Linked DNA regions of Homo sapiens: region 1 is linked to region 2. Evidence: chromatin loops called from intact Hi-C (ENCODE). Cell type or tissue: mammary epithelial cell. All regions are shown on one strand. Each heading gives the region's core, and the rest is flanking DNA. Links, peaks and the distances in the headings are about the cores only.

Region 1 (12,093 bases), core at 1,590-9,589, 53 kb before region 2:
ATGTGTGACATTCCTCCTTTTAAGGTTAATCATTAATCTATACTAATACTGTTTCCTTTTCTTCAATCTGTACTCTACTTCCAAAGGCAGTGAGGCACTTAAGTCAGCTTGAAGGCAAACAGCACAGGTTTAATACTAATTAAATGTCTTTCTGTTCACAATGAAAGTTTTGAAAAAGCCCCTAGCAAAACAAAATGAACTAATTGCTCTCCAATCTGAGACATATTACTAAGAAAGTAGGAACTACATAATTCAATTTTGTTGCATTTCAATTTTATATAGTTGGATAACCTATAATGGTCAGAGAGGGAAGTGCTATCTTTATTATAATATTGAAAGTATTATCAAATGATATTTTCTGCTCTCTGATCCTTTGGAGTACTTGGGTTATACAATAAGATAATTTCTTTCAGCTATGGGCTCACATCATGAAATACCAAATAAAGAGACAATGAGATAATGCCAACTTATACCTGGTCCAGATTCTTGCCCATAACTGAGACCTGAAGTGTGTTTGGTCCGAACTCGTAAAGTCTGGGCCCTCTGTTGACGGGCCATATCGCATGTCTGATTTGGATGCCATATCTGCTTGCAGTGGTAGCAGAACTCAGTCTGGCAACCTTCCCTCTCACAAGTTAGCTTCGGGCAGCTGGCACAGCCATAGGCAATAACAGCATAACTAGGTAAGGAAACAGTAAGAGATACCAGTAAGGTAAGAATGATCTAACCAAAAGAGACATTATTCATCAGAGTTAACAATGTTTGGCACTACCCCACTATCACATATGATACAGAGAAAAGAATACACATACACACATATACACACACAAGCACATTTGACCAACTGTAAAATATATCCCATGTGAGAAAGTAAACTTTTTTTTTTTGAGACAGTCTTGCTCTGTCACCCAGGCTGGATTGTGGAGTGCAGTGGTGTAATCTCGGCTTACTACAACCTCCACCTCCCAGGTTCAAGCAATTCTCCTGCCACAGACTCCCTAGTAGCTGGGATTACAGGTGCAAGCCACCACGCCTGGCTAATTTTTTTTGTATTTTTAGTAGAGATGGGGTTTCACCATGTTGGCCAGGCTGGTCTCAAACTCCTGACCTCAGGTGATCCACCCGCCTCGGCCTCCCAAAGTGCTGGGATTACAGGCGTGAGCCACCATGCCTGGCTATAAATTTCTTGAGATTCCAAAAACACAAATCATTTATTTACTTTAAAAAGTGGAGGTGGAGTATCTTATTTATCCTGGATTTCCAGCATTTATTCAATCATAGCTGAAGCTGCTTTAGGAGTAGTTTGTCATAATAAGTTTCATAAATAACAGGGTACAAAACTATTTCCTTTTGATAGTTTGCTATATTTAGAGAGATTAGTATTTGTTTATACGAAGGAAGAGGACATTAGTGAAATAAAGAGCTATGGCAAAAACTAAAGTTTATTTTTTAATTCCTTCTTTTTTTTTTTTGAGATGGGGTCTCACTGTCACCCAGGGTGGAATGCAGTGGCTCACTGCAACCTCCGCATACCAGGCTCAAGCAATCCTCTTGCCTCAGCCTCTAGAGTAGCTGGGACTACAGGTGCGCACCACCACACTTGGCTAATTTTTGTAATTTGCATAGAGATGGGGTTTCGCCCCATTGCCCAGGCTGGTCGCAAACTTCCGGGCTCAATCAATCAGCCTGCCTCAGCCTCCCAAAGTGCTGGAATTACAGGCATGAGCCACCATGCTACCTTTTCATTCTTTTTTTTTTTTTTTTGAGATGGAGTCTCGCTCTGTCGCCAGGCTGGAGTGCAGTGGCGCGACTCGGCTCACTGCAACCTCCGCCTCCCGGGTTCAAGCGATTCTCCTGCCTCAGCCTCCTTAGTAGCTGGGACTATAGGCATGCATCACCATGCGCAGCTAATTTTTGTATTTTTGTAGAGATAGGGTTTCACCATGTTGGCCAGGATGGTCTCGATCTCTTGACCTTATGATCCGCCCTCCTCGGCCTCCCAAAGTGCTGGGATTACAGGCGTGAGCCACTGCACTCAGCCTTTTTCATTTTTTTTCTTCAAGTAAAAATTGTTTTATTGTCATTAACATATTTAATATAAAAAGAAATGAAGCAAATGGCTCAGTGTTGTATTTTTTAAAAAATCCAGGTTTGTGCAGGTTACTCTATTTACATCTGGGAGCAGAGCTGTCCCCACGTCAGGCATAGCAGTTGCACTTCTCCAACGCCCCTTTGCAGATGCAGCCCTGGGCACACTTGGCACAGCCCACGGGGCAGCAGGAGCAGCAGCTCTTCTTGCAGGAGGTGCATTTGCACTCTTTGCACTTGCAGGAGCCGGCGCACATGCAGGAGCCACCAGTGGCACAGGAGCAGTTGGGGTCCATTTCGAGCAAAGGAGATGCTGGAGCTCCCACCGGTGAGGCCAACAAGCAGTCAGGCAGTTGGAAAGCATGCTGCCTTTTTCATTCTTAAGTTCCAGTTCCACAGTGAAGCTGGTCTGACCATAGTCACAGAGACAATAAACCCTAAAGACTTATGATCAGCATCCCTCTTGAAAGCTCATCTTATCTTTCCATACTTTTTCAATTCAAACCTATACCTTGAAATGTCTTGATAGGCTCCAGAATCCAAGAATACCAGGCCTCTATCTTATAAATTAAAATAGCATTAAGGCCATACCTCCCTTTCTCTCTTCTGACACATATTCTTTTTTTTTTTTTGAGACAGAGTCTCACTATATCGCCCAGGATGGAGCGCAGTGGCGTGATCTCGGCTCACTGCAATCTTCTCCCAAATTCAAGTGATTCTCCTGCCTCAGCCTCCCGAGTAGCTGGGATTACAGGCGCCCGCCACCACGCCCGGCTTTTTTTTTTTTTTTTTTTTAGTAGAGACAGGGCTTCACCATGTTGGCAAGACTGGTCTTCAACTCCTGACCTCTGGTGATTTGCCTGTCTTGGCTTCTCAAAGTGTTGGGATTACAGGTGTGAGCCACTGCACTCAGCTGTGACACATATTCTTCATGTAAAGATTCAGAATTTATCAGCACTAATGTCGACCATTTCTTGTAGTTCATGTTCATTTACCAAGAATTAGTCTCACACAAACAATCCAATATATTTATATAACTATTAGCCTTTCTGATTAATTCCAAATATGTCAATTAAGCGCTCAGATTACTCTAACAAGAAATATAATACTTGTATAAAATAACATTTTAGCCAGGTGAGATGGCTCATGCCTGTAATCTCAGCACTTTGGGAGGCTGAGGCAGGAAGATCGCTTGAGGCCAGCATTTTTAGACCAGCCTGGGCAACACAGCAAGACCTTTTCTCTTAAAAAAAAAAAAAAAAAAAAAAAAAAAAAACAGCCTGGCGTGGTGGCTCACACCTGTAATCCCAGCACTTTGGGACACTGAGGCAGGCAAGTCACAAGGTCAGGAGTTCGAGACCAGCCTGGCCAACATGGTGAAACGCTGTCTCTACTAAAAATACAAAAAATTAGCTGGGCATGGTGGCGGGCGCCTGTAATCCCAGCTACTCAGGAGGCTGAGGGAGGAGAATCGCTTGAACCCGGGAGGTGGAGGTTGCAGTGAGCAGAGATTGCGCCACCATGGGTGTCACTCCAGCCTGGGTGACAGTGTGAGACTCCATCTCAAAAAAAAAAAAAAATCAGCCAGGTATGGTGACACAGGCCTGCAGTCACAGCTACTTGGGAGGCTGAGGTGGGAGGACTGCTTGAGGCTGGGAGGTTGAGGCTCCAGTGAGCCACGTTTGCGCCACTGCACTCCAGCCTGGGTGACAGAGTGAGATTCTGTCTAAAAAAAATAATAAATAAATAAATGGAAAGTTATGAAAGTTAATCACACAATTTTTTTTTTTTTTTTTTTTTTGAAGACAAGGTCCCACTCTGTTGCCCAGCTTCTGGACAGTGGTGTGATGATAGCTCATTGCAACCTGAAACTCCTGGGCTCAAGTGATCCCACCTCAGGCCTCCAAGTACCAGTGCATACCACCATGCCCAGCTAACTTTTTCTTTTTTCTTTTTATTTTTTTTTTGTAGAGACAGGGTTGGTCTTGCTATGTTGCCCAGGCTGGTCTGGAACTTCTGTCTTCAAGCAACCCTCCCGCCTTAGCCTCCCAAAGCATTGGGATTACAGGCGTGAGCCACCAAGCTTGGTCTATGACACACATTTTTAAAAACATCAGTAATTGCAGGTTTCCGTGTTGCCATCTGCACTCTGTCCTCTATTCCAATACTCTCCCGCAATATTCAAAGACCTCAAATAACGTGTACAAAAAGCTAATAACATTTTCTGGGATTTATTCTACAGTTTGCTTGTTTATTTGAATGTACATGAGATGTTAATCATAGCAACTCAAGTTCTCAGGTTTATCATAGAGTCTGCAAATTGACTTGAGAATGATGCTGAAAATATAAATGACAATGTATCCCCTATGTTATATAATACAGGCTGTATTAAAACTCTTTTCAGAAAGAACAAAGTGAGAACAGGTCAGTCTATGAATGCAAATGATTCATATCCTGTAGGAGTTCTGGGCAAATTTACCCCACCTAGCTGCAAAATAACTACTAAAGATAAACAACGTGTCTCCTCAAGACAGTGACTAGCTTGTTATTTTGCATTAAATGGGAAAGTTACTGGATGACCTCAGAAAAGCACTAAGTCAACTTCTAAAGATACAAATTAAGTGGACATCCAGTAGGGAGCCTTGAACACTTCATCATCCATTCCTACCTCACATGGCAGAAGTAAATGTTTATTAACATTCCCCCAGCCCCCACTTCTTTTTTTTTTTTTTTTTTTTTTTTGAGACGGAGTTTCACTCTTGTTGCCCAGGCTGGAGTGCAATGGCGTGCTCTCGGCTTACTGCAACCTCTGCCTCCTGGGTTCAAGCGATTCTCCTGCCTCAGCCTCCCAAGTAGCTGGGCTTACAGGCGCCCGCCACCATGCCCAGCTACATTTTTTGTATTTTTAGTAGAGATGGGGTTTCACCATGTTGGCCAGGCTGGTCTCGAACTCCTGGCCTTCAAGTGATCCTCCTGCCTCAGCCTCCCAAAGTGCTGGGATTACAAGTGTGAGCCACCGTGCCCAGCCCACTTTTTTTTTTTTCTTGAAAAAGAAGAACATTGGATAGGATCAACAATGTCAATTTTGAGTGTGTAATTTGGTGCCAAGGAAGTAAAATAACCCCAAATTACTCATGAATCCACAGCAATCTATTACTACGACACAGAATTACTCAGGGCACGAGATTTGGCATTCCTGTTTTTGGGTACCTGGTCTGAGCTCTTGCCTCTGACTCATGCTGCATGACATGAAGCTATTAAAATCTCCAAACCGGCCTGGTGCAGTCACTCACGCCTGTAATCCCAGCACTCTGGGAGGCCGAGGCAGGTGGATCACCTGAGGTCAGGAGTTCAAGACCAGCCTGGCCAACATGGTGAAATCCCGTCTCAACTAAAAATACAAAAATTAGCCAGGCATGGTGGCGCATGCCTGTAATCCAGCTACTCGGGAGGCTGAGGCAGGAGAATTGCTTGAAACTGGGAGGCGGAGGTTGCAGTGAGCCAAGACCACACCACTGCACTCCAGCCTGGGCAACAAAAGAGGAATTCCATCTCAAAAAAAAAAAAAAACAATCTCCAAACCTTAGCTTCTATTCCACCAAATGGAGGTATAGGTACTTGTCACATTCAAACGTAGCTAAACACGTTCTAAAACTGCATGTGAGACCTTGTCCTCAAAGATATATGGCGTAAAAACATCGTACACTCTGTCCTACTTTCTGGCTTTTACATACTCTATTCCTTCTACCTAGAAATGTCTTGTCCTTACTTCTTGCCCTGACAAGTACCCATTTAAGAACCAACTCAGGTGTCATTTTCTCTGTAAAATATACTTAACCTCTCTAGGCAGCTCGTTGCCTACTTCGTGGGTGTGCACAATTATTTTATAACACTTACATTATAATGTAACTAACTGTTTATATGCTTGCCTTCCAAACCACACTGGACTTAAGGAGACATATCATCCACTTTTTAATCTCAGTCTAGTATACTGGTTCATGCTCAAAATACCTGTGTTGCATGAATGACAGAGACCCTCTCTTGTTTTGGTTGTTTGACCTTCCCTAGGACATTCTAGGTCTTCTCCTAGGCCATCACTCTGCTCTAAAGCAATCTTTTCAATGTATCCATGTATCTATTGGCTTATTATATGCCAGGTACTATAACCTAATCCTAAAATTTCATATAAACCCACTTTAGTGGTAAACCCCTAAGTTCTGAATACGGTAATCTTCTTCCCGAATAGTTGGAAAAAAAAAACCTCGCCTGGGCATGGTGGATCACACCTGTAATCCCAGCACTTTGGGAAGCCAAGGTGGGTGGATTGCTTGAGCTCAGGAGTTCGAGACCAGTCTGGGCAACATGGCAAAACCCCATCTCTACAAAAAAAAAAAATACAAAAATTAGCTAGGCGTGGTGGTGCATGCCTGTAGTGCATGCCTGTAGTCCCAGCTACTCAGGAGGCTGAGGTGGGAGGACGGCTACAGCCCGGGAGGTGGAGGCTGCAGTGAGCCAAGATCGTGCCACTGCACTCCAGCCTGGGAGACAGAGCTAAACCCTGTCTCAAAAAAAAAAAAAAAAGAAAAGAAAATACCTCATCCTTGAAACCCAATCTGCCCTGTCCACTTTGTTCCTTCTCTTCCACGTCCCATGCTGGTGCATCTCTCCTACTCTGCTCTTTTAGCTTAACCAATCAGTCAGGCTTGCTAATCAGAAGCTAAAAGAAAGGTGTAGAAAATTACATGCTGTGAAGAATACAGACACAGCTGGGTGCAGTGGCTCATGCCCATAACCCCAGAACTTTGTCAGGCAAAGGCAGGAGGATCACTTGAACCCAAGAGTTCAAGACCAGCCAGGGCAACATGGTGAAATCCCATCTCTACGAAAGACACAAAAATTAGGCCGGGCATGGTGGCTCATGCCTGTAATCCCAGCACTTTGGGAGGCTGAGGTGGGTGGATCACCTGAGGTCAGGAGTTCGAGACCAGCCTGGCCAACCTGACAAAACCCCTCTCTACTAAAAATACAAAAAAATTAGCTGGGCATGGTGGCGTGCACTTGTAGTCCCAGCTACTCCCAGCTACTCGGGAGGCTGAGGCAGGAGAATCACTTGAATCCAGGAGGCAGAGGTTGCTGTGAGCCGAGATTGCACCACTGCACTCCAGCCTGGGTGACAGAGTGAGACTCTCTCTTCAAATAACAACAACAACAAAAATTAGCCGAGTGTGGTGGGGCGCGGTGGCGTGTGGTGGCACATGCCTGCAGTCCCAGCTACTTAGGAGGCTGAGGTGGGAGGATCACCTGAGCCTGGGAGGTTGAGGTTCTAGTGAGCTGAAATTGCACCACTGCACTCCAGCACGGGCAACAGAGTTACAGAGTTAAACCCTATCTCAAAAAAATAAAAAATAATAAAAAAGAAAAAGACTACAGACCGCCCACCCCAGCCCCTGCTGCTTAAGTTCATACAACTTTTACTCATTTTATTAATTTCCTAAATCTTCAGAAACTTCATAAAGTGACAAGCTAGACCACAGCATTACTTAGCTTCAGCCCTGGAAAGAGATTTCCATTAGTATAAATTTGATTATGCTCCAATAGACTTCAGTGGTTAAAGAAATGTGTTCCTATATTATGTCTGTACTTTCCATCCCCAAGTCATGTAACATAACTAGGCTACCCATTTACAAATAGACCCCTAGTAGGCATCAGGGTGGTAGACATGCGCCAACTTGTCACAATGAACTGTACCCTTAACATCTTCATTTTTCCTGCCCTATTTAAGACCCATCTCTAGGCTAGACAACTCCAAGAGCCTCCTTATCTGCTCTCCCTATTCCCCACTCCATCCAAATTCCATTCTGGAAGGTTACTCTTTTGCTTAAAATCCTTCAAAGAAAAAGAAAAAAGAAAAAAAGTGCTTCAACCCAAAACTTATTTCCATGGCTTACACAGGCCTATCAACCTGAATCCAGTCCACGTTTTCAGGTTGATCTCTAGTCATTTCCCAGGTATGGGGTCTTGCTATTACCCAGGCTGGTCTCGAACTCCTGGGCTCAACTAATCCTCCCACCTCAGCCTCCTAAGCAGCTGGGACCACAGGTGCACACCACCATGCCTGCTCCTCTGTGAAGTCTTTCTTGAAACCATCATGCAAATTCTATTGTTCTTTCATCTATCTAAGAGCACCCGTATTTTCTTTAGTATTTATCATATGACATTTGAATAATTTTCTATCTATCTATGTATCAATTATCTGTCTCCTCTACCAGGTGAAACTTCCTATCAAGAAAACCATGTCTAAGTTCTTTTTGAAATACCCAGTACTCACCCAGGGTTCAACAGTGTATCATTCTGAAAGTATCTGTTGAAGCCAGGTGTGGTGGCTCACACCTGTAATCCCAGCACTTTGGGAGGGTGAGGCGGGTGGCTCGCTTGAAGTCAGGAATTCAAGCCCAGCCTGGCCAACATGGTGAAACCCTGTTTCTACTAAAAATACAAACATTAGCTGGACATTGTGGCACATGCCTGTAATCCCAGATACTTGGGAGGCTGAGGCAGAAGAATCGCTTGAACCCGAGAGGCAGAGGTTGCAGTGAGCTGAGATGGCACAACTGCACTCCAGCCTGGGCGACAAAGCGAGACTCCATCTCAAAAAAAAGTTGTCTGTTGAATTGAATGATCACCTGTCTATACTATTCTTGCTTATCTCTTTCATCTCTATTCTTCCTCTGAGAACTATGCTGCTCATATTTCTTATCTTTTTCATCAAAATTCATCTATGTACCACACTCTTCTAGAGCCTAATTGAAAGACTTTGTACACAGAGTTGTAGAAATGGTTGGAATATAGATATCCTAGTCTAGAGACATGAGCTCTCAATCTATTCAGAGCATAAGGTTTATGGTTAAATAAGGACACTAACCAAAGGCAGGCCAGCATGGTAACTATTAAAGGAGTTTAGGGAAAGTTTGAGTTAAGCCTTAAAGATGCTACAGAAAAAACAAAAACCTGTTTCCTGGTGATCTAAATTGGGGAAATTACATTATATTGAAGATTTATACTACATATTAGCATATTAGCATGTTTAAAGATTTAAGAAACTCATAAACTTGTTTTATTTTGTTTAACTCAGTATTTTCCAAGCTTATTTCCTCACAAAACATTTTTCTTTCAAGTAATGCCTATAACATACCTTAGGAAATAGTGATGTGAGTGAAAAATAGAAAATAAAATCAAAAGATGGTTGGAGATGGCCGGGCGTGGTGGCTCACGCCTGTAATCCCAGCACTTTGGGAGGCTGAGATGGGTGGATCACGAGGTCAGGAGATCGAGACCATCCTGGCTAACACGGTAAAACCCCGTCTCTGCTAAAAATACAAAAAATTAGCCAGGCATGGTTGCAGGTGCCTGTAGTCCCAGCTACTCAGGAGGCTGAGGCAGGAGAATAGCATGAACCCGGGAGGTGGAGCTTGCAGTGAGCCGAGATTGCACCACTGCACTCCAGCCTGCCTGGGCAACAGAGCGAGACTCCATCTAAAAAAAAAAAAAAGATGGTTGGAAACTGTAAAGGAGCTTAAATGATAAGGGTAGATCAAATAAGTTCTCAAAGACATAATAAGAACTCATCTTATAGGTTAGGTAGTCAATGAATAGTCTTAGGCAGGGGAGTGATACAGATGTTCTCCTTTAGTACAAGTACTTTGGCAAATCTGAGACAGATGTATTGGGATGGAGGTTGGTGTACGTGCACAAGAGGAGGGGGTGGTGTGGAGTTGGGGAATGCAGGGAAAAGTTGTGGAACAGGAGGTATGGAGCCAAATCAAGAGAAGAGGTTCAGGGAGGCTTCAGAAAGCAAAAATCCTCCTTCACTGACTGAAATTTGTCTTGCTCAAAGAGCTTGCTTGATCTTCCCTCATAAATGTGCTAGGGATGAAAAAAGCTTCCTGTTTATGGGATGGTCCAGTCTAGTTGTCTGGGAAGGCCAATAGCTGATACTGTTTCCTGGGATCAGGTGGGAGGAAGGATTCTGCAGAGGACAGAGGCAGCAATGAAAGGCTGGAGTGGTGGACCTGCACAAAGAATTTAGGTCAAGACAGCCTTATCCCTTCTTATTCATCTGTACAGAAGATCTGCCCCTGTACACCAGGAAATTTTCTGTTGCCTACTTTGCTCACCCGTCAGTCTCCTAGAGATTCTGAAAGGGTTTTAAGATTAGCAACAGGATACTTGAGAGGAAAACATTACAGTTACCTGACTTCGGGGTTTCTGAAAAGACATACTTGGGCAGAGACTCAAAAGCGTAAAAGATCAATTGTACCAATTATTAGCAATGAAACACTAGGCCCCATGTTTAAACTTCTCTGAACTGGTTTCTCCTTTATAAAATGCACGCCAATATCCACCTGGATGAGACTAAAATGAAATTATGTCTGAATGAGATTATAGTCTGAAGACTATAAAGAACTATAAAAAATCAGTTATTTGTATTTTGAACTAATTTTATCTCATTTGACAGCTTGTTTTAAGATTATACTAGGCCATATTGTTCTTAGTATATTAAATAATAATGTGAGGCCGGGCACAGTGGCTCACGCCTGTAATCCCAGCACTTTGGGAGGCCGAGGTGGGCAGATCACGAGGTCAGGAGATCGAGACCATCCTAGCTAACACGGTGAAACCCCGTCTCTACTAAAAATACAAAAAAAAAAAAAAAAAAAATTAACCAGGCGTGGTGGTGGGCGCCTGTGGTCCCAGCTACTCAGGAGGCTGAGGCAGGAGAATGGCGTGAACCCGGCAGGCAGAGCTTGCACTGAGCAGAGATGGTGCCACTGCACTCCAGCCTGGGTGACAGAGCGAGACTCCGTCTCAAAAAAAAAAAAATTATAATGTGAATGTTTTCCCACTGAAATTGGTTCCCTTATTTATGAATAAAATAAAACCATATTTGAGTGTAAGAGAAGAAAAATCCAAAACTCTTTGCTCTATCCTACAAATATTCTGTAAACAAATCATGAATCTCTGAATGTATGGTGTTCTTGTTATTATGAGTAATTATAGTAAAACTAATGATCAGAACCTGTAAGATTGCTCACATGCCCCCCTCACCCTACCAAATGCACATACAAACAAGGCAGAGGGGAGACCTGATCAATTTGGCTGGCAAGAACTTTATCTGTGGGCAGTAAAGATGGTCAGGTATGGGAATAGGAGGTAACTGGGACTTGGACTTCTCTTCTAGTGTTTATCAATGACCTCTACCAGCCCCAGAAGAATAGAACGATTTGTTTAAAAAAATAAAACAAAGGAGCAGTGTGCAGTGGTTCGTGCCTATAATCCCAGTTACTCAGGAGGCTGAGGTGGGAGTACTGCTTTAGTCAAGGAGTTCAAGGTTGTAGTAAGCCATGATCATGCCACTGCACTCCAGCCTGGGCACAGAGTGAGACTCTGTCTCTAAAACAAAACAAAACAACACTGTTCAAAACAAAACAAGGGAACCATGACATCCAGTAAGAACACAGAAGCTATTTTTTTTCCTGGCATTAAAAAGAGGCAGCAATAATCCCAGCACTTTGGGAGGCCAAGGCGGGAAAACAGCTTGAGCCCAGGAGTTCGAGACCAGCCTGGGCAACACAGGGAGACCCTATCTCTACAAATAATAATAATAATATTAATAATAATAATTAGCTGGGCTTGGTGGCATGCACCCGTGTTCCCAGCTACTTGAGATGCTGAGGCAGGAGGATCGCCTGAGCCCAGGAGATTGAGGCTGCAGTGAGCCGTGATTGCACCACTGCTGCACTCCAGCTTGGGTGACAGAGCGAGACGCTGTCTCAAAAAAAAAGAGATGCAAAGCCACTAGGCACATCCCAAGGGAGAACTCAGGCATCTATTTGGCAACTAACAGAATTTTAAAGTTACTCCCTATAACCACTTTCAACTGAAGATCTCAAAACACCGTGTAAACATTAATTAAACCTCTCAAGTCAGGAAAGAATTAGACCTATT
Region 2 (12,093 bases), core at 1,400-9,399:
ATTGTGCTTTGGTTCTGATCCCCGCTGCCCCAAAAACAGCACAGCTGAGGGAAGAACTTCACATTCTGCACTACCTCTGTGATGACCTGAGGTCAGGCCACTTACTTCACACTAATGCAAACTTCCCAGGTGACCACTGTCTACTTTACTCACCAGCGTCATAGCTCCAGGCACAAGCTTCTCAGCCAGACAAGCTGGGTCCAAGTCTCAACCTCAACACTTACTGTGTGACCCCTGGGTTTCAGTTTCTCAACTGTAAAATGGGGATAATGATGATACCAAACTTGCAGGTCATTGTAAGGGTTAACTGAGATAATGCATACAGAGAATTTTTTTTTTTTTTTTGAGATGGAGTTTTGCTTTATCACCCAGGCTGCAGTGCAGAGGCACAATCTCGGCTCACCGCAACCTCTGCCTCCCGGGTTCAGGCAATGCCCCCACCTCAGTCTCCTGAGTAGCTGGGACTAAAGGAGTGCACCACCATGCCTGACTAATTTTTGTATTTTTGTAGAGACGGGGTTTCTCCATGTTGGCCAATCTTGTCTCGAACTCCTGACCTCAGGTGATCCACCTGTCTCAGCCTCCCAAAGTGTTGGGATTACAGGCGTGAGCCACCACGCCCGGCATACAGAGGGTTTAGTATGATGTCTGGCACAGCACATGGGCAATGTTCCTTCCTTTCCACCTCCCTACCCCATTGCCCAAATCTTTTATCTCTTCAGGGTTTGGCTCCAGTCTCTCATTCTCCTCCATGAAGCCTCCCTGCTCTGACTGATGCAACCTTCACTCATTGCCCTCTAACTCCTGCAGCCCTTGTTTATGCCACACAATTCAGGGTATTCAATTGAGCTGGATTCCTATTGGTTACATCCTCAGGATCCGGACTGCTTTCCCCTTCCCCAAAGTCTCAGTTCCCATCAGGAATCCATGTAGTTTCAGGGAAGCTGATTCTACTCTCTCCCTCCCCTATCTCCCCAGTTCTAAGGGTGAGGTACATGATCTAGGCTAAGCCAGTAAACAACCCTTGCCACTAATTGCTGATTCAGAGGTGGGCATGTAATCTTATTCAGTTCACAGTGACTCTCAGGACTTTTGCTGGGAATTCTGTGATACAGGGTCTCTGTATTTTCTCTTGTTCTGGATGTTGCGGAGTACAGATGTCACGTCTGGAACTGCTGCAGTCATTTTGCTACCATGAGAGAGACAAGCCTGATGATACCAAGGGGGCAGTCAGAGACTGGCACATAAGTGAAGTCCTGACCACACCATGCCTGACTGCTGGGCTCCACTAGACTTTTCAGTTGCATGAGTCAACAAATGTCCTTTATTGAGCCAGTTTTCTGTTATTTACAACTCAAAGCATTCTGATTTAAACATCTAGTTAAATGATTTTGTTTAGGTCACCAAGAAATGTATTTATTCACTTGTATGTTGACTAGGTCCCTGCTACATACAAGCACTGTGCTGGATGCTAGGATTTAATGATGAATAGCATTAATGTGGTACTATTCTCATCAGGGAGCCCAAGCATGACATATAGTATGGCAAAAGGAATTAGAGATTAAAATGCCTGTGTTTAGGGGATGGCTCTGATGTTGTATTTAACTTCCTCAGTATCCATCTTACCTCCTTTGGATAGCAGAACCCTGACTTTTCTTTGGGAAGCCATCTAAAGGCCTGGTCAGTGGACCCAAGCCTGGCCAAGAGGCATATTCCATGCTCCTGGCCACAGCAACTAATTCAGCGATGGGCATAAAAGTCAGCCCTGAGACTGCAAACTTTAAAAACAGGTCCTGTCCTGCTGGGGTCACTAAACTGGGGAAACATAAGCCTGGGTTTCCTTAAGCTGAAAAAGAGTGCTAAGACTAGTTTATCTCCGAGAGTTGGTAGCAATAAACTTCTCTGACTTCACCCATTATTCAACTAGATATTATCAGTGCCTCCTCTGTGCCGGGCCCTGGGCTGCATGATAGGGAAAGAGGGATGAGGCAGACTTATTCATTTGCCGTCTTTAGCTGAGTGTTGAAAAGACTCAGCTAAACATACACAGTATAGCCATACAAGGGGTAATCAGAGGGCACCAACTCAGCCTGAATTGTTAGTTTTGTGTTTTAAAATTATGTGACATGTTAAACATAGAAAAATTAGAAGACATACTAAGAACTTTAAAACAAAAATCTCCCTTAATTCAACCACTCAGCTATGATCATTGTTAACATTTTCATCTATATGCACCCGGATGCTTTTCTATGTACATACACTTTTAAATAAAAAAAAAAAAAATGCAATGTGGTATAAAGGGTTGGAGCCTGGATAGAAAAGACATTAGTAGAAAAACTACTGAAAACCAAATATAGTCAGTCTAGTAATATACCAATGTTAATCTCTTAGTTTTGACAAATGTACCATACTTAAGTAAAATGTTAACATTAGAGGAAACTAGGTGAAGTATATACAGAAACTCTCTATACTATTTTTAGAACCTTTCTGTAAACTTAAAATTACTCCAAAATAAAAAGTTTCCTTTTAAAAATAGATCCATTCTTTACCCAGACATGGTGGCGCACAAGACCAGCCTGGGCAACATATGGAGATCCTGTCTCTAGGAGGAAAAAAAAAAAAAAAAAAAAGCATATTCCATTCTGTATTGTTTTAAAACCTTTGTTTATTCACTTAATAAATTTACCATAAAATCTTTGTCTTAAAATGACTTATTTCGTGATCACATACTATTCCATCCCATGAATCAATCAGCCAATCTCCCCTTTTGTTGGAAATTTAGGTTGTTTCCAATTCTAACCCTGTTATAAAGAATGCTTTCTGCACATACTTAGTCATTTCCTTGGGGGACATGTACAAACTGGAATTGCTGAGCCAGAGCTGCTAGCTTGGAAACACTTACTGAGCACTATGGGAGTCACTGTTCTAAAACACCTGACAGACATGAACTCATCCTGTCAACAGCACAAAGAGAGAGGTACTGTTCTCATTCCCTTACCACAGGACAATTTTCAAAGGTTTCCAAAACATGAGCCAACATATTCTCACTAAAGACTCTCACGGCCCACTCCAGCACCTCACTGGTGTCACGTGCACACAGATCTACCCCACCATGTTCTTTTGTGCTCCCTCCTATTTTGGCCTCAAGATAGGAGCAGGTACAGCCAGGCCAAGGTGTGGTTTCAGCAGTTGAAGATGCTCCCCTCATCTTCAACTATAGAATGTCCTACTCTCAGTAAGCTTTGGGGGTGCCAAGACCATTGCTATCTGGTTGGCTGCCATGTCAGGACCACAATGTCTCCTGCCAGCCTGGAGTAGAATCAGCATCCCTGGGGAAGATAACACTGATTCCCATCTCCACTCAGGGGCACATCTGGCAGCTCAGGAAACACTCCAGTGAAAAGCAACCTGTTCGGGTTTGGTACTGAATTCCAAGGGGGATGAGGTGGCACTGAGGAATAGGAATGGGTAAAGATACCTATCCTGAAATAGCTGGTAGCCATGGTAAGGTCCTTTTTTCCTCAGCAAATGGCCCTGGGAAAGGACATAGAAAGGATCATTTATTGGGCAGCTGCTATTTCTCAATTCATATGAACTTCACCACTCTTCTAGATGAGTGCTATGACCCTCATTTTACAGATGAGTTCATTGAGGCTTACAGGTTAAGTGTCTCCCTCAAGGCACACAGTAAGCTACTGTCAGGGCCAAGATCTAAGCACAGACCATCTTTGTCATCCTCAGAACTCATGCCCATACCACTAGACACATGACTGGAAAAGAGAGCTGACAATAAAACTGAAGGACTTCCCCCACTTCAGCCCCACAGCAAAGTATCGCCTGATTCATGGTCAAAGCACAGACTGTGGTGTGTTTAGGGGAGAGAGGAAGAGTGGCACATGGGCTGAGCTTAAAGCGGTCCATCAAATCTCTATGTACGTATCCTTGTCTTTTGCTCTTCTGCATTCTTGACATTATTCATGAGCTGAAAAACTTCCCTTCTACGGTCACTGTGCTTTGTTTGAAAAACTTATCTCTAATCAGATACAGATTTCCCAAGAACTCTGGTAGGGGTTCTCTAGGTCAGCAGTCTCCAAGATTTTTGGCACCAGGGACTAGTTTCGTGGAAGACAATTTTTCCACAGACCAGGATGAAACTGTTCCACCTCAGATAATCAGGCATTAATTAGATTCTCACAAGGAGCGGGCAACCTACATTACTCGCATGCATAGTTCACAATAGGGTTTGTGCTCCTATGAGAATCTAATGCTACTGCTGATCTGACAGGAGGTGGAGCTTAGGCGGTAATGCTCACTTGCCTGTCGCTCACCTCCTGCTGGTGGTAGTCATGGCCTGGGGGTTGGGGACCCCTGCTTGAGGTTAAAGCAGCCCAGAGCACCAGTGGCCGCTGTACCCTCCCTTGTGCTGTGCCCTCAGCTGGAATGCTGCCACCCTCTGCATGGAGTCACCCAGATCCCACTTCCTTCACAAAGCTACCTTCTTCTCTGCAGTCTGACCTCCTGTACTGCATAATTAGCCCTTCCTTTACACTCTGCTTCTCTTCCAAAATAGACTCAAGGCAGTTTACAACACACATGAGCACAAAAATGCTAAACACAGAACTAAAATTGGGCTGGCGTTGAAATTTTATTAAGAAACCATGGCTGAGGAATGATTAACAACTGAACACAAGACGTAGTTTTGAGTTTCCTCACAGCCAGGGCAAGAAGGAAGACAGTAGAAAGTGAAGCATTTCTTTCTTTCTTTTTTTTTTCTTGAGACGGAGCCTTACCCTGTTGCCCAGGCTGGAGTGCAATGGCGCGATCTCGGCTCACTGCAACCTCCGCCTCCCGGGTTCAAGCAATTCTCCTGCCTCGAACTCCCAAATAGTTGCGATTACAGGTGGGCGCCACCATGCCCAGCTGATTTTTTTGTATCTTTAGTAGAGACGGGGTTTCACCACGTTGGCCAGGCTGGTCTCAAACTCCTGACCTTGTGATCCGCATGCCCCGGCCTCCCAAAGTGCTGAGATTACAGGCATGAGCCACCGTGCTCGGCCAAAAATGAAGCATTTCTTATTTAGTAGAAGAAAGAAGACCAGCTAAACAGGAAGCATAATGAACTCCTAGCTAAGCTCAGAGGAATTTGTCTGCAAAACCCTTACAGAACACCACACAATCAAATTATTTGCTCCATAGCAACTTTACCCCCAAAGTGCAGATCTGTTTGGCTTATTGGCTTGAGGGCTACCTGCACAGGATCTAGGCCCATGTTGTCTTGCCCTCTGATGCTCTGTCTTTCCATTTCCACCTGTTTTCTGCTGGGGGCACCTCAATCTGGACTGGGCACCTGGAAGGGGCCCTCTGTGAGAGCAGCTCATCATCACACTGCCATGGATGACTCTAAACCCAAAGCTGCTGCATTCCCAAAACATCAGAAGCACACTGCTCCCCCTGGAGTTATGAATAATGCAACACCATCAGCTACACAGAGCTGCAATCTGAGACGGCTGCCTGTGACTCAACAGCCTACATACACACCCTCTCCTGGCCACCTTATCCAGAACCAGGAGATAATCGTGGAGGACAAGAGATGGGAACCGGCTCCTTCCCCCAACATAACTCACCCCTCCAGCCTTTCTGGAATACGGGTGATTCCAGGAGCTATGCAAATCCAGCACATTGGAACTTTAGTACCAACAATAAGGAAACAACGGAGGATGGCAAAATAGAAAAAGGTCTTACCTGTGGCAGGTCCTTCACTGTAACAGAGCAAACCTACTTGAGTTTCTCCTTTTGTTTGGATCCATGGCTCATAGCCTTTTCTGTATCATGAGTGCCTTTGAGATCATTTCATCTCTCCCCAGCAAAGTGTCAAAGCAATTGGCACAGTGTTAAGAGGCTGGGGTGTGGAGCCAGACTTGGACTCAGGCTCTGGTTCTGCCATTATCAGATGTCTGAATCTCAAAGTCTACAGACATACCATAGAGATAATAGCAATACTTACCTCCACAGGGTTATCGAGGAGAATAAATGAGATAATGCATGCAGAACCTCTCACACAGCTAAGAATTTAATATGTTAGACTATTATTAATTATGAAAACACATAAAGAATTCTGCATATAATTTCAGAGGTCTATGATTTCTAGGGGATCCTTAGCCTGGTTCCGGATGGTCAGTAAGACAACTTTCTTCAATGCCTACATTTTCCCTCTGAATTCCATCTGTGTTTACTAAGCATCTGCTGTGTCCTGGGCAGTCCAACCCACATGAGTATCTTGGTCACTAGTGTCATCAGCACCTTTGAGGGGTAGGGATCATTCCTATTCTACTGATGAGGTGAGATAACTTGTCCAAGGTCGCATGGTGAAGTCGCTGTTGAAATCTGTCTTCTGACTCGTTGCTCTGTCTTCATCTGAGGAAAGACTTGTGAGGCTTCTGAGGAGGCTGCTCTCCATCCTGCTGTGTTCTGTCAGTGACACTTTGTGCACACAGGAGATCCTAAGACACATACCCTAGGCCCTCAGAGCCGGCAGTGACTTCTTCAAAATCAGTTCCGGCAGCGCTGAGTGTCCATGGAAAAGAGCTCTTATTCAGAGCAGCCCTTCCTGTGTGCAGAGCTACGCAAGTAATTAAATCACTTCAGCAACAAGATCAAGGGGACGGATAAGTGTTAGAGACTGTGTTTCAGTCCTGACTGCCTCTTATGCATGACCTCAGGAATGCCACTTCACCTCTCTGAGTCTGGTTTCCTCACCTATAAAAGTGAAGGACAGTTCTGACTCCACAGGGTGCTGTGTGAGGGTTACGTGAAGTCGAGGGTTACATGAAGCCTTTGCATAATACCTGGCACAACGTCAGTCTTCCGGGAGTGGTAGGACTAGTCTGCATTCTTGGTTTGCAGATTAGATGAGGAAACCCAGGCCCAAAGAAGCAAACAAACAATAGCTCACCCAGTCTTCTCTGTTTATTCTTCTCAACTACACCATGCTGCTTTGCAGGTTGGTTTGACAAACATTTCCCCACAATTAGATGCATGATGACCAAGGGAGGAAAGAAAATTTTCACAGGGTATTTAAAAAGCTCAGGGAACAAACAGATCAGTGCAAATCAGTAAGGCTAACACCTGAAAATGACTCTGCACAGGTGAGGAAGTGGAGCAGAAGAGGGAGGGGCTGGTTCAGGGAACAGGATTTAATATGTCAGTGAAGACCCTGCCTCTCTCTGTAACAAGATGCCTAAAGAAGAATAGTGGTGCTTCCAGCCCAGCTCCCTCTTGTTTTGGGAACAACAGTCATTTCTCAGAAACCTCACTTGCAAAGGCAGCCCTTCCAAAAACATGAGAGCTTTAGTTTGGAGAAATTATTTAAGCTCACTTTTGCTGGAGAGGAAATGAATTTAAACTAGGACACACAGAGAAGCAACAAAGAGTGTTAAAGAAGCAACTGAAAAGGTAGTCAAAGATCTGGCTTAAGGATTAGAAGCACTGGCTTTCTAGACTATGGACAAGTGTCCATTCAACAGTTATCCAGCCTGGCAGGAAGCAGATATCTTTCTGTGTATATCTGGATCCAACTAACATTTATCCAATGTCTGTTGCATGCCAGGTACTGAGCAAAAACCTTCTTCCTATAAATTTCATTTAATGCCATTAAGGCCAAGAAGGTGGCATAACCAACTTCCTTTTTCAGCTGAGGAAACAGGAGCACAGTGAATAACTAACTGGCTGGGATTTGTCCTAGGTCCCCTGAACTCCAAGCACAGTGCTATCTCCACTAGACCAAGCTGCCTTGTCTCTGGGCTCAAGAGAAGCCTGCATAGGAGCTGAAGGTCAAGAGGTTGCAGGCTTATCTCATATGCACATACTTGGACCTCCCTACCACACAGCTGCCAGCGACAAGAAAGGGCTTCTTTTCCTTCCAGCCAGGTCCAGAATTCAATGTCATTTTTCTAGCTTAGATTATCTAAAAAAAATGCCACAACAGGGGATACAAATTTTAACATATTTTATTGATTTAGGGGCCAAACAAGGCAGCATTTGGTCAGTTAAGAAAGGCACCTCATTGAAAATAATACATCACAGTGCTGTTGAGTGATCCCAGTCACAGGATTTGAGAATGGAAAGGACAATCTTTGGATGACATAGCTTAGGACACTTGCTCATTTATTTAAAAGAGTCCCTTCACACAGTGCAGATAAAAGAAGGCAAGAGCATAGGATTGTGGCATGTGCTGGGTAGCTGTGAGAGGTTACTCATGAAAGTAGGTAGCCTAGTAAATTAGTGGTAAGTCAGGGGAAGGGAATCAGCCTCCCTTTCCATTTCATTCCCTTCCCCCTCCCCTTGATTCCAGTTTGCTTGATTTGTTGAGCCACCATCCCTATGAATACACCTTACATCTCTTTCAAATGTGGAGATGGTTTTTTGATCTTACAGTGTGTGGAACCGGAGTCAGTAATCAAAGCTCCCTGTTCCAAGCTATAGACAGACAGGACAACAATTTGATTTCCTGTACTCTTGGTCTGGAACCCATGGGGTTCTGAGATAAAAGCTGAGGTCTTAGAGCACTGGCTTTAAAAAATATTTTCACCAGTCCAGAGTAAATGAAAACCCGATTCCTTAGAAATAATATTGTGTCTATTTCTACCCCCACCCTCCAAGCATGGTGTTTTTTAAAAAATTAATTTTTCCCTTACACTTTAAAAACTCTCACCTATGTATAAAAGAAACTGCCACACTACAATAACACTGCTGTTGTTCCAAGTATTCCTCTGAGCCCCTCACCAGCCCTCCCTCACCATCCTCACCCTGACCACCCTTCCCCTCTGCCCAGCACCTAAGAGCAGGGATCACGCCGCGGGGTGATGAGCAGTGTTGCAGTCTCGCCTGGCCTTCTGATACTAGGCTGAAATAGAGAGGAAACAAGAGAGAACAAAATGGGTTTTTAAAAACCAAGTACATATCAGAGGAGGCTGGCATGTAAGCCCCAGCAACCAAATGCATTAAACACTGGACATTTCTGTGACAGGTAAAAGCAGAACCTGCTGAGGCTGAGGAACTCTGGAATTAAATGAAGCAAAAACAGAATCCTAACCATACTGAGAAGGGTATATGCATTCCCTATGAATCTTCCAGTTCTTATGGGCAGCCCAAATATTACTTGTACATGTTGTATGCACACGTGAATCTATGTGGACGGATGACAAATATTTGGGCAAGGATCATGCACATAAAATTAGCAAACATTCAAGAACCTCAACTTTGAGGCCAAGTGCTTACAATTGTCCCTAGTTAAAGGGGAGCTGATTCTAAGATTCATGATGCCACTGTCACCCAGAGAAGGATCCCAGACCAGGCACACATAGCTGACAGTTTTTGTTTCACTCCTCTTCCTTGCCCATTCCCAGAAGTCATGTGCTTCCCAGAAACACACAAAGCCAGACTGAGTTTCCATTAAGAGTGGGTGGAGTTGGTTTAGAGCCAGGAAAACAAGGCAGGACAGAGGCAGCAGACACTCACTTGGACCAGGCAAAGAGGGAAGCAAGGTGGCCAGGTACTCATGCCCAGTTGCCATGTGGACAGCAGATAAGACCTCTGGTAGTCTCACAGATGGCAGGAGAGCTCAGGTCAGGAGGCTGGGCACTTTAGAGTCCACTGAATCGAGTCAGCAGCAGATTATGCTGAGGCTGGCGATATTATTTACTGGATCTGCCACTGACTTTCTAATGGTTTTTCCAGAGGCTGCCGTTTTTGTGGTCCTTCATAGCAGTCTGTTACTTCATCTGTTTGCCACAAATCAAACCAGAGACCAAAAGACAGCAGGGACCTTAGAAAATGCTCAATAGTTGGGAAGCTAAGGTTATGAATAAAAGCTGGTAACTGTCACAGGTGGTCTTATTTCTGGGTGATCTTTTCTTGGGGAAGTCCATGGCTATAGCCATCATAAAATTAGGGGTGAAGGGTTGGATCTAGAAAGGAGAGGGTTTGGGCTTAAAAAGAACATATCTGATTTCAGTTTTATGTCCTGGAGAGAGACTGGGTTTGAATAAATACTGATCAAAATGAATCCAAGAATAGATCACACACTGTTTTGTTCACACTTGGAAACACAGGCAAACATTAAAAATAAAAGCAAATAAACCTACCCTGGTCTCTTTTTGGGGAAGTAGATTTGACTGCTCTCAGATGATCAGCCTGGATGTTCAGAAGACAATCTGAATTCAAAAGGACCTTTCACCTGGTTTAATTCTCTGGCAACAATTCAGTTTTCAAACCCAATTCCCAAATAATTGCTATTTTCAGCATCATGATGCAGATCACAAAAATATTCCAATTTGGCCTGGCTCTTTTTATGACGATATCCTCTCCCAGTAATTTCTGTAACCTGCAAAGTAAGTGCCTTTTTCCTTCCACCTAGGGGGAAAAAATTAATGATCCCTGTTCACACACTGACTCACGTGGGTTTTCATCATGGGTTAGAAAACAAAATGGAATTCTCTGTCCATAATGTGCCATCAGGAACTGTGACCCTGCCTGACTTCACATGATCCTGGACTTCTAATCAGCTGCTGGAAATGGAAGAAATACTATGAGGTTCTGGAATTGCGGTCCCTGGAAGATTACCTGGGTTAGTTCATTTTGGTCAAAAAATAAAATCAAAAGTATGGTTAAAGAAGTAAACAGCTGGGCTGGGTGTAGTGGCTCACGTCTGTGATCCTGGCACTTCAGGAGGCCAAGGTGGGTGGATTGCTTAAGCCTAGGAGTTCAAGACCAGCCTGGGCAACTTGGCAAAATCCTGTCTCTACAAAAAATACAAATATCAGCCAGGTGTTGTGGCATGCACCTGTAGTCCCAGCTGCTCAGGAGGCTGAGGTGGGATAATTGCTTGAGCCCCAGGAGGCAGAGGTTGCCGTGAGCCAAGATCACGCCACTGCACTCCAGCCAGGGTGGCAGAGCGAAACCTTGTCTCAAAACAACAACAAAAAAGAAGTAAACAGCTGGTAAAGCAACCTAGCCTAAAACTTACAAAGTAGCAGAGTGAACACATATGTGCATGCACACACACACACACACAACACACATACACACAGATGAGAGTAGCACACACGCCAAAGATACATCAAGCAAGTGCTTTTTTAATCAATACATCAAATGATATTTTTGCTAGCCTGAGGAAGCTTCTCTTTGCCTGTCCTATCATTCCCACCCATTGCCTCACAGGGATGGAAAGAAATTCCTTCTTGGACCCAACATTAGATAAACATAACCAAGTCTTTACATGTGGCTTTGGAGAAGGCTGCTAGGATGCTTGCGAACACGACATCGGGGGTCTGGGATGCATCGATGGCGGAGTGGATCCCCCGTTTCCTGTAGTACTCTATGAGTGGGGTGGTTTGAGTGTGGTAGGCTTGCAGGCGGATTTTCAAGGCCTTTTCATTATCATCTGATCGACGGATCAAGGGTTCCCCGGTGATCTGAGAACAGGAAGACAGCAATGAAAGGCTGGGACTGTTAGCAAGGTTTTCTTATTCCATGCCAGATGCAGATTTGAGATGGGACCATTCTGCCCAGGATGCTGTCTGTTCCCAAAGCCCATCAGAGACAAAGACAGGCAATCCAGACCCTCTCCAGTGAAGAACTTTGCTACTCCCAGGAGCAGAGCAGCTGGTGAACAGAAGTCAGAGAGTTTGTCAGAAACACCAACTGTGAGGAAAGGGGCTCATGAGGGGAAGATAGGCAATGACTTTCTCATCTTTGTGCTCAGGCGATTCAGCTTCCAAGATAAACACTTCTAGGGTCAAAAGTAAGGAAGTCAAAAAGGCCCCTAAGACCAGAATACATCAAAATCAAAGATACATTAGCAATTGTAATCTTAGTTGCTTAAATATTTAGTGTATTTACTAGAGTGTCACCCATCAACATTCTAAAAGTGGCAAGTAAAATAAGAACTTTCAATGGTAGAATTAGCAACTTTGCAAAATGTGACTAAGTTGCCATAACGGCTCTGGAACCTGTATTTATAGAACCTGAATGACCTGATGAACTTGTTTCATAGGACAAAGGTAAACCCAGGAAATTCTTACTGTTGCCTGCATG

Evidence for each region. Peaks named below come from ENCODE experiments on the same cell type or tissue, not always from the same donor. Only the 100,000 strongest peaks of a DNase experiment are listed, where the experiment ranks them.
Region 1: it touches region 2 in a loop (5-fold over the local background); 37 of 110 quality-filtered maps call a loop at or near these places.

The regions. Positions count from the first base shown.
Region 1 is chr1:32,949,096-32,961,188 of GRCh38, forward strand. RNF19B (ring finger protein 19B) reads right to left here. Exons shown (of 9, transcript NM_001300826.2): 2 at 474-679. LOC107984936 (metallothionein-1E-like) reads right to left here and starts at 2,714. Exons shown (of 1, transcript XM_047437246.1): 1 at 2,113-2,714. The coding sequence starts at 2,384. The coding sequence ends at 2,199. In mammary epithelial cell, for the core only: no CTCF peak of the experiment used is centred there; DNase peaks (open chromatin) are centred at 4,626 and 5,286; H3K27ac peaks cover 1,726 bases.
Region 2 is chr1:33,001,932-33,014,024 of GRCh38, forward strand. AK2 (adenylate kinase 2) reads right to left here. Exons shown (of 6, transcript NM_001625.4): 6 at 6,055-11,471. The coding sequence ends at 11,250. Among named protein-coding and RNA genes, the nearest start is that of AK2, 29 kb to the right of the region's middle. In mammary epithelial cell, for the core only: a CTCF peak has its summit at 5,468; DNase peaks (open chromatin) are centred at 2,930, 3,760 and 5,480; H3K27ac peaks cover 4,830 bases.